Regions from separate parts of the Mus musculus genome. Here region 2 is linked to region 1. A link is a contact called in ENCODE Hi-C or POLR2A ChIA-PET data. All regions are on one chromosome and are shown on one strand. The core of a region is the stretch at or near the end of the contact, and the rest is flanking DNA. Distances in the headings are between cores, read along the strand shown. Region 1 holds the start of Fdft1 (farnesyl diphosphate farnesyl transferase 1). Region 2 overlaps Ctsb (cathepsin B).

What was found. Hi-C counts contacts between places; a loop is a spot of excess contacts on that map. ChIA-PET counts read pairs that join two places held with the same protein, here RNA polymerase II (POLR2A).
Region 2: a loop to region 1 is called in a map of CH12.LX, with 2.1 times the contacts of the local background. The contact joins the enhancer-like site here to the promoter of Fdft1 in region 1. A Hi-C loop is called at or near these places in 2 of 37 maps with a recorded cell type or tissue (CH12.LX and T-helper 17 cell). POLR2A ChIA-PET finds 5 or more read pairs at or near these places in 4 of 5 experiments (Patski and embryonic stem cell).

The regions. Positions count from the first base shown.
Region 1 is chr14:63,175,678-63,179,842 of GRCm38, forward strand. It overlaps Fdft1 (farnesyl diphosphate farnesyl transferase 1), which reads right to left and starts at 2,210. Exons shown (of 8, transcript NM_001360211.1): 1 at 2,006-2,210. The coding sequence starts at 2,104.
Region 2 is chr14:63,139,336-63,143,500 of GRCm38, forward strand. It overlaps Ctsb (cathepsin B), which reads left to right. Exons shown (of 10, transcript NM_007798.3): 9 at 2,399-2,527; 10 at 2,897-4,165. The coding sequence ends at 2,994. Among named protein-coding and RNA genes, the nearest start is that of Gm51283, 8.9 kb to the right of the region's middle. Within about 2 kb of position 2,240, at least 1 of the 3 ENCODE cell types and tissues checked has a DNase peak (open chromatin) inside an H3K27ac peak, as active enhancers do.

The DNA of each region.
Region 1 (4,165 bases), core at 960-3,459:
ACAAGGTCAAGTGTGGTGTGGAAGTGTCCACCTACGGCATCATGTCAGCACTCAAAAGAAATCTTACTAATACTGAGCCAAGCAAGTATTTATGCACAAAAGCCACAGAGGCATTTGAAAGCTCTATTTCCTTCAGGCAACCCTACAAAGGTTAAACTTGCATCCTAACTAGCAGTGATTTTCCCTCCTACTCTTGTAAATCCCCTTAGGAAAAGTCACTATTCTGCTATACTCAGGCAAAGGCACCTACCTGCCTTAGAAGGCTACATACAAGCTTCCCCAAAGCAGTCTGTTCACTAATTCATCTTCACACATTTCTGTTTTGTTTTTATTTTTCTGAGACAGGGTTTCTCTGTGTAGCCTTGGCTGTCCTGGAACTCAAACTCTGTAGACCAGGCTGGCCTTGAACTCAGAAATCCACCTGCCTCTGCCTCCCAAGTGCTGGGATTAAAGGCGTGTGCCACCATGCCCCGCTCTGTGTACCAGTTACCTTGGGTGTTTGTTTGTTTGTTTGTTTTTTGTCTTTTTGTTATTTTGTCTCCCCCCCCCACCCCCGCAGAGCTGAGGACCAAACCCAGGGCCTTGCACTTGCCTAGCAAGCGCTCTACCACTGAGCTAAATCCCCAACCCCCACACATTTCTGACAAGCTACTTTGCTCAAGGCAGTAAAGGCCTGTACATGAAGAAAAGATTATTTTCAAGCCGCTTCTAATTCAGATTTGCCAGGAGGCTGAGATGGGGATCAGAGGCAAGTGGATCTCTGAGTCACAAGGCTGGCCTGATCTACAAAGTGAGTTCCAAGACAGCCAGGGCTTACACAGTGAGACCCTGTCTTGAAAAAATAAAATTCAGAACCGAGTTAAGAGAACCCTGAAGTTGTTGCGAGACTGAAATAAAGAATCTTGCATCTGAAAGTGGCTCTGGGATCACGGGTCTAAGTTAAAGGGTGCTAGAGAAGGCAGGTAAGGAGACCTTGCAGGTCAGAATGAACTACCTGTCACTGGAGCTGTCAGGAGCTCAAGTTGGATTATAAAGCAGATTCTTGCTCTTGCTCTGATTACTTATCCGTGCAAGAATCTGGCAACTGTACCTTCTTCTCCCCTGAAACCTACTCTTGGCGTTCATTTCCTTGTGGACCCTGTCTATGCCCTTAATTACACTGCTATCCATGTTTTACCCCACAGAGTGCCCATCACTGACAGGTGTCCAGGGTCTGCTGAATGGCTGAGAGCACTTGTTAGAGCTAAATCTTAAAAAAGGGAGGATTCTGAATGAGAAAAGCAAGGGCACCAATTAAGAATACCTTTAAATAAAATACAGTGCCTGATGTTTCCAGTGAAGGGGAAACGTTTAAGTTTTTGATGTTAACTGGATGTGTCATCATGCAACAGTTACATACTTTTGTCAGAGTAAGTATTATCATAAAAGCACGCGTTTAAGAAAGGGAACAGACCAATGAAATACGAAAAAAACCAAAAAAACAAACATGTTCTGGCCTCTGGCAGCCAATAACTAGTAGGAACTTGGACACAACAAAAACCGTAGGAAGCACCCAGGAATAAAATAGTGGCTGCAGAAAGGTGAGTAAGCTTATGCGGGAGGTGATGTCTGAAAACTGGAAGGAGTGGGTGGGGCGAAGTAAGTTTCATTCCAGTGAAAATAGGCACGATAACTCCTCCAGGGTTCCTTATGTTCTCAAAATTGTTCTCAACCGTGTTCTCTTTAATCTCAATTCTGGAACGCACCCATTTAGGTAAAAATAACTCCAAGCTTAGAAGAACAAAATACGCAGCCAAACTACCAAGAAAAGCAATGGCTTGAACAGACAGAAACCTTGAAAGGCGGGGGGGGGGGGGGGGGGACATGGCCCTAGTGGGGGTGCGCGACCCAGGCAGGGATCCCGCCTTCCGTGAAGACCAGGGTGTCAGAGACCATCCATCCTCTAGAGACCTCTTGTGCGGGAAGCCGCCACAGGCCTGCGAGGGAGCAGGGATGCTCGACTTACCTGGTCCATCTTGGGTATAAAATTCCGCCGGCCTCCCATGCGGAATCGCAGCAGGTTATAGAACTCCTCCGGGTGGCCTAGACACTTGACGAACTCCATCCTTGCGACTGCTGGGCGCGGGGCTCACCTGTCGGGATCTCCCGCTCCCACCTGTGTTTAGACGCCGGGGAGTGGGCAGGGCGAGGAGGCGGGGCCAGCGCCGGACGTCCCGCCCACCTCCCGCCCTCCTCAACCGGCCGCGCCGCTCGCGCCTCCAGGCTAGGACGCGCGGAGTGGACTGACGGACGTTGATTGGCCAGAGCTGCTCGCACCAGGAAAACGTTAACCAATCGGAAGCCGGAGGAGCCTGGCGCGATGACCACACCCTAGAATTTGATTGGAGAGCTGGAAAGCAGCCAGCGAACACGATTGGTACCCAGCAGAGAGCCTTTGTTCCTGCGTGTCGTAGGCTGGCAGCGAGCGAGGCGCATGCGTGGACGTTCTGGAGTTCCGCGAAAGGCTTGAGAGCTTTGCACGATCCTAGGGACCTCGGCCTCCAGTCTGAGTTCACCTCTTGATATACCTAAGGGGTTGGCTGGCAAAGCCGAGTCAGAGTGAAAGGGTAGCAGGGACTGGAAACGCGCCTCGCGGCTTGAGAACAGATAAAACAGTCTTGCTTTCCTCCGAGGAGTTTACAGGGGCTCGAGTTTACCGGGGCTTTGCTGAGCCCCGGGAAACTCCAAGCGGGACAGCGCACAGTATTTCTCAGACTTCTCCACCCGTCTTTTGTGAGACGACATGGCGATGATTCTTGGATCCCATTTTCAAAGCTGCAAAAACAAAGGGAACTGAGCTCTTAATACCTCTCGATGTTCTAGTTGACGTGAACCAGGACTTATGTAGTGCTTGCAAAATCTGCCCGAGATTGGGCCTCCCAGGGATGTGATGGGAACAAATACCTCCTGCTCTCCCCAGTTAAGGATTGCAAGGAGCGAGGAAGGGCTCCCTCCCAGTTCTATTGGTAGTTGATGGTTGCTGGTGGAATGACTTAAAAAGTTACTAGCATAAATGATACATAAGTTTTATTATGAAGTCTTCATACACTTATATAATGTATTTTTATTACATTCCCCTTTACAGTCATAATTCTTACTGTTCCAATTAGCCTTCATTTCTACTTACACCTTTTTATTATATTTTGATGTGAGCATAAGTGTTATCACACACATACCATGTGTGGAAGTCATTTCTCTTCTTCCATTTGACTCCTGGAGATAGAACTCAGGTCATCAAGTTCGGTGGTGCCTTTGTATCACCTAAAGATAGACAAAGATTTTAAGTGGTATGTCTGCTAGTAAGTTGCCCATACTTCTGTTAGTAACCCTAATTAAACCTACTGACAGATCAAGAAGAAAAATGACTAGTTTTAAAGACAAGTTCAAGAAGAGTGGGGGCGGGAAGACGAGAGAATAATAGGGGTTGAATATGATCAGAATATATTATATACGTTATAAAATGTCATAATACAGCCCATTGTTATATATGGTGAATATGCTAGTAAAAACATATTAAAATTATTAAAATGTGCCAGTTTGGTCCTCAATGCTTGAGTCCTTCTATAGAAAACTTCTGTGTTGGAGCTTTAGTCTAAAATGGGGAATTTTAGAGATGGGAATTTCATAGGGATTATATATAAACAAGGCCACAAGGGCAGGCCTTAAAATTAATTCCAATGGAATTGGTGTCCTTAACTACAAGAAGAAAATATCAAAAAAGCCCCACCACCACCACCACCACCACACACAGTGAAGTCACAGTGTTCTAGAAGGTGTATTCCAGGGCAGAGACAACTGAATATGTCTTACTCTTAGACTTCCATCTTGAAGATCTGTGAGGAGTGAAGGATTACCTAACCACTCAGTCTTTGATTCTAATTTCCATTCAAAATATCAGTTTATTAGAAACAGCTGGAAAGTCAGACTTGGTCCCATCAGTTCCCATCAGAGTGGTAGCCAGCCCCTCCTTCTCACCCCAGCCTATGATACTCCCAGCTGTCAAAAATGGTAGCTCTTGTCAAAATGACCCATCGCAGCTGTCCTACAGCTTTAGCAAAGCACAGCTGCAGGGGATGGGTCCTCAGCCAAAGCCACCTGTTTGCCAGGAAGGACTTCCCATCCTAAC
Region 2 (4,165 bases), core at 990-3,489, 36 kb before region 1:
GCGGCGGCGGCATAGCCTCCCACCTGCTGTACTCACTGGCTCTGTCTCCATAGAGCCTCTCTGGGGTCCCTTTCCAACCTTGCCACCCTGGCTCTGTTCCATACTTTGCTGTTGCTTCTTCCTTCTACAGCAATCACTCCTGCCTTTGTCTCATCCACATTTGACAGTGGTCATTTCTCTTTGCAAAAGCCTAGATCACCTTAGCTGTCCACATAGCTGGGATGACAACTCAGAATCAGGGTTCTCTAGAGCAGTGGTATTCAACCTGCCGGTCTCAACCCCTTTGTGTCAGTTTGTCACAATGAAAATACATCCTGTATACCAAATATCTACGTTACTATTCATAACAGTAGCAAAATTACAGTTATGAAGTAGAAACAAAAATAATTTTATAGTTGGGGTCACTGCAACATAAGGAAGTATTGCAGCATTAGGAAGGCTGAAAGCCACTGCTCTAGAGGAACAACATAAATAATGAGTCTGTTTGATGGATCTGCCTGTCTATGTATGTATCTATCCTTTTATCTGGAGGGGATTTATTACAGTGGCTTACAGGCTGTGGTCCAGTTAGTCCAACAATGACTGCCTACTAACAGAAGGTCCAAAAATCCAGTAGTTCAGTGCATGAGGCTAGATGTTGCAGCTGGTCTTCAGCATATGCTGGAGTCTCAAGAAGTAGGCTCTAATGCCAGTGAAGGAATAGCTTGCAAGAGCAAGCTGGCAAACAGAGTTTCTTTCTCACTGCAGCAGACAAATGTGGCCCAGAGTAAAGCTGGGTCTGCTCACCTGCAAAGATCAGAATTAAAGGTGGATCTTCCCACCTCAGATCCACATTAGAAGTGGGTCTTCCTACTTCAAATGGTTTAATTAAGAAAACAATTCCTCACAGGTGTGCTCAGTCATTTGGCTTTTAGTTAATTCCAGATGTAGTCAAGTTGACAACCAAGGACAGCCATCACAGCACCTGTACCTAAGCAAGTAGAAAGCCTGGTTGACCAGATCTCTAAACACCCAAGCTTCGATCAGCCGACAGTGGCCTGCGCCCTTACCTTACCCCTCCAGTGAACCCCAGCAAAGCAGGAACTCTGAAAGCTATCTAAAGCTTCACAGATGAACCCAGACATGGAATCTCAGGGTGTAAAACAAATAATTGGCCTTTGGATTTTAAGTTTGCTTCATAACTTAAAAGTTTATCAGAACCTTTATTTTCAAGCCAACCTAATAATATTTTTGTAGGATCCCGCTTTTTAAAATTTGCATTCTTAAGTGTATTGGGCTTCCAGAAATATTTTTGGAAGTGCTAGGAATGGTAGAGTACATCTTTGATTTTGTCACTCAGAAGGTAGGGGCAGGCAGATCTGAGATTACCTTGGTTACACAGTGAGTTGCAGGCCAGCTAGGGATATTTAATAAGACACTGTCTTAAAAAAAAAAAAGTATATACACACACATTTAAGTCAGATATAGTGGCACCCATATGTAATCCCAGCATTCAGGAAGCAGAGGCAGAATTTTGAGGTTTGAGGCCAACTTGGGCTTTTTAGACCATATCTCAAACACACACACACACACACACACACACAACCTCCATACATACATACATACATATATACATACACACACACACACACACATATATATATGTTTGTATATATATATGTGTGTGTGTGTGTATATATATATATATATATGCATGCATAATACATACATACATACATACATACATACATACACACAATCTATGTAATCTCCTAATACCGTGGATACCCTTGTCATAGATTCTGTTCTATTGCTGTGAAGAGGCACTTCTTTTCTTACTCACTGTTCTGATGCTCTGCAGAGACCCATAACCAAGGAACTCTTAAAAAAGAAAGCATTTAATATGGGCTTGCTTACATCTTCAGAGGGTTAGTCCACTGTCATCATGGCAGGGAGTGTAGCTCCCCAGACATGCTGTAGCTGAGAACTACACCTTGGTGCACAGGTGTGTGCATGTATCAGGGCCGAGGGGTACCACAGAGACAGATAGAGGAACCCCACGCCCGCAGTGACACACCAGGCAACTTCCCCTCCACCCCCCTTCTGCCACTTCTAATCCTTCCATATGGTGCCATTCCCTGGTAACAAATGATTCAAACATGAGCCTGTGGGAGCCACTCTTGTTCAAACCACACACCGAAGCTCCCTGATAAAGACTATGGGTGCTGGAGACCCAACCCAGGACCTTGACATGCTAGCAAGTGCTCATCTTGAGGCCCTCCTCCAGCTTTCTAGAGATTTCAGTGTAGGAGACCAGTTGGTTCCTGTCAGCCTATTCTGACTAGGTGGCTAGCTGTCTTGGGAATCTGTGAGCAGGCAGTGAGCTGTGTTCAGTGATAACTGCCTTTTTCTTCTTCAGGAGTATACAAGCATGAAGCCGGTGATATGATGGGTGGCCACGCCATCCGCATCCTGGGCTGGGGAGTAGAGAATGGAGTTCCCTACTGGCTGGCAGCCAACTCTTGGAACCTTGACTGGGGTGATAATGGTGAGTGGCAGTCCCCCTCCTCAAACTACATAAGCAGCTAAGGGCCAGAGCATCATAGCCCCTTTGCTCCTCTGTGGCCTGAGGTGTGGACCTGACTACCTAAATGTATAGATCCTTTGGTCTAGAACCATCTGTGAGTCCCAGAGCTCCATCACATGAGCAGCATGTGACGAGAACTGATAGTTTCAGATGATGCTGGGTGTCAGGTAGCTCACCCTGGCTCCTGTGGTCCCAGCACTTAGGATGCTGAGGCTAAGGGTGGAGTGTGTGGCCAACCTGGGTTACAGAGTGGGGCATCCTATGAACATAGTAAGGGTTAGGCCAAGCTCAGAGCATACTTTGAAAGCATCTACTTTTTCTCCATCCCAGGCTTCTTTAAAATCCTCAGAGGAGAGAACCACTGTGGCATTGAATCAGAAATTGTGGCTGGAATCCCACGCACTGACCAGTACTGGGGAAGATTCTAATCTGCTTTGACTTCATTGTCCAGTCCTTAGGGGCTTTTTCCAAAATTTAGCGGCCCTGGCAGGGAATGAGGTAGACAGGGGAGTCTTTGATTCTTTGAGTTCATCTAACATGCATGAAGCTTTTGGCAAGATTTGGACGACTGGACCAGAGCTGCCTGCCATCAGAGCTACCCTCCAAACACTGTCCTTACCTGGCCTCCTCCTAGCCCATCCCACGACAGTGATCACAGTCTGCATCCTAGCCTCTCCCTAGACTAGTGCGGTTTGTAGTGCCTGCTGTTGTGGCTCTGCCTGCCATACCTCCCACCCCCATCCCCATCCCAGCATCCGAGGACCCAAGGGCTTTGACTGCAGGACTTCCAAAAGAACGAACACTTCACGAGAGGACAAATGCCACCTCTCAGCTGCATCTTGAAGCTGGTCACTTCTGGGTCTGTGGCAGGCATTCGTCAATGGCCCAGTGCAGTTCTCTGGAGAAAGCTACCTTTTCCCAAGGCATCTGCATCCATCGACATTGGTAATGTGGCCAGCTCTCCTTGGTCCTGTCCTCAGCCGATGCTTTTTCAATAGGATTTTTATGCTTTGTGTACCTCAACCAAGTATGAAGAGCTGTACTGGTTTTATAGATCACCCCCAATTGTATGGCTTAAAACAAGCTACATGGTCATGGTTTGCTGTGTGACCGACAGATAACCACAATGAAACTAGTCTGGAAAAAAAAACTTGCTTTTTGTTGTAGTTACCACTTAACCCTGTAGTTTAACAAGGAATGTCTGTGCCAATAAACCAATTCTCCCTCTGCTTGACATTGGCAGGGTGCACGGTTCTGTGCTGCAGTTTCAAGGCTTTTGTCTCTCCCCCTGGTTTCCTGTCACCCTCAGAAATGGTTCTCAAAACCGTACCTGTAACTGCTCACACCTCGGAGCACTTCCTCCTGCTTAGAGATAAGGGAGCTACACTTGTTTAATTAACCAAGGCGGGCACTCACATACATATGACCCGGACTGCCATCTTCTTAGAGGTCATTTCCCTGGAGTGGGGGCCAAAGCTTGCGCACCATGTTTAAGTTTTCTGGGTTACTGGATTTCATGGATTTTACAAAAATCATAGTGAAGTACAGTTCAAAGGGAACAGGGAGCCTCACTCATCAGCGTTGTCCTATGGATCTGTT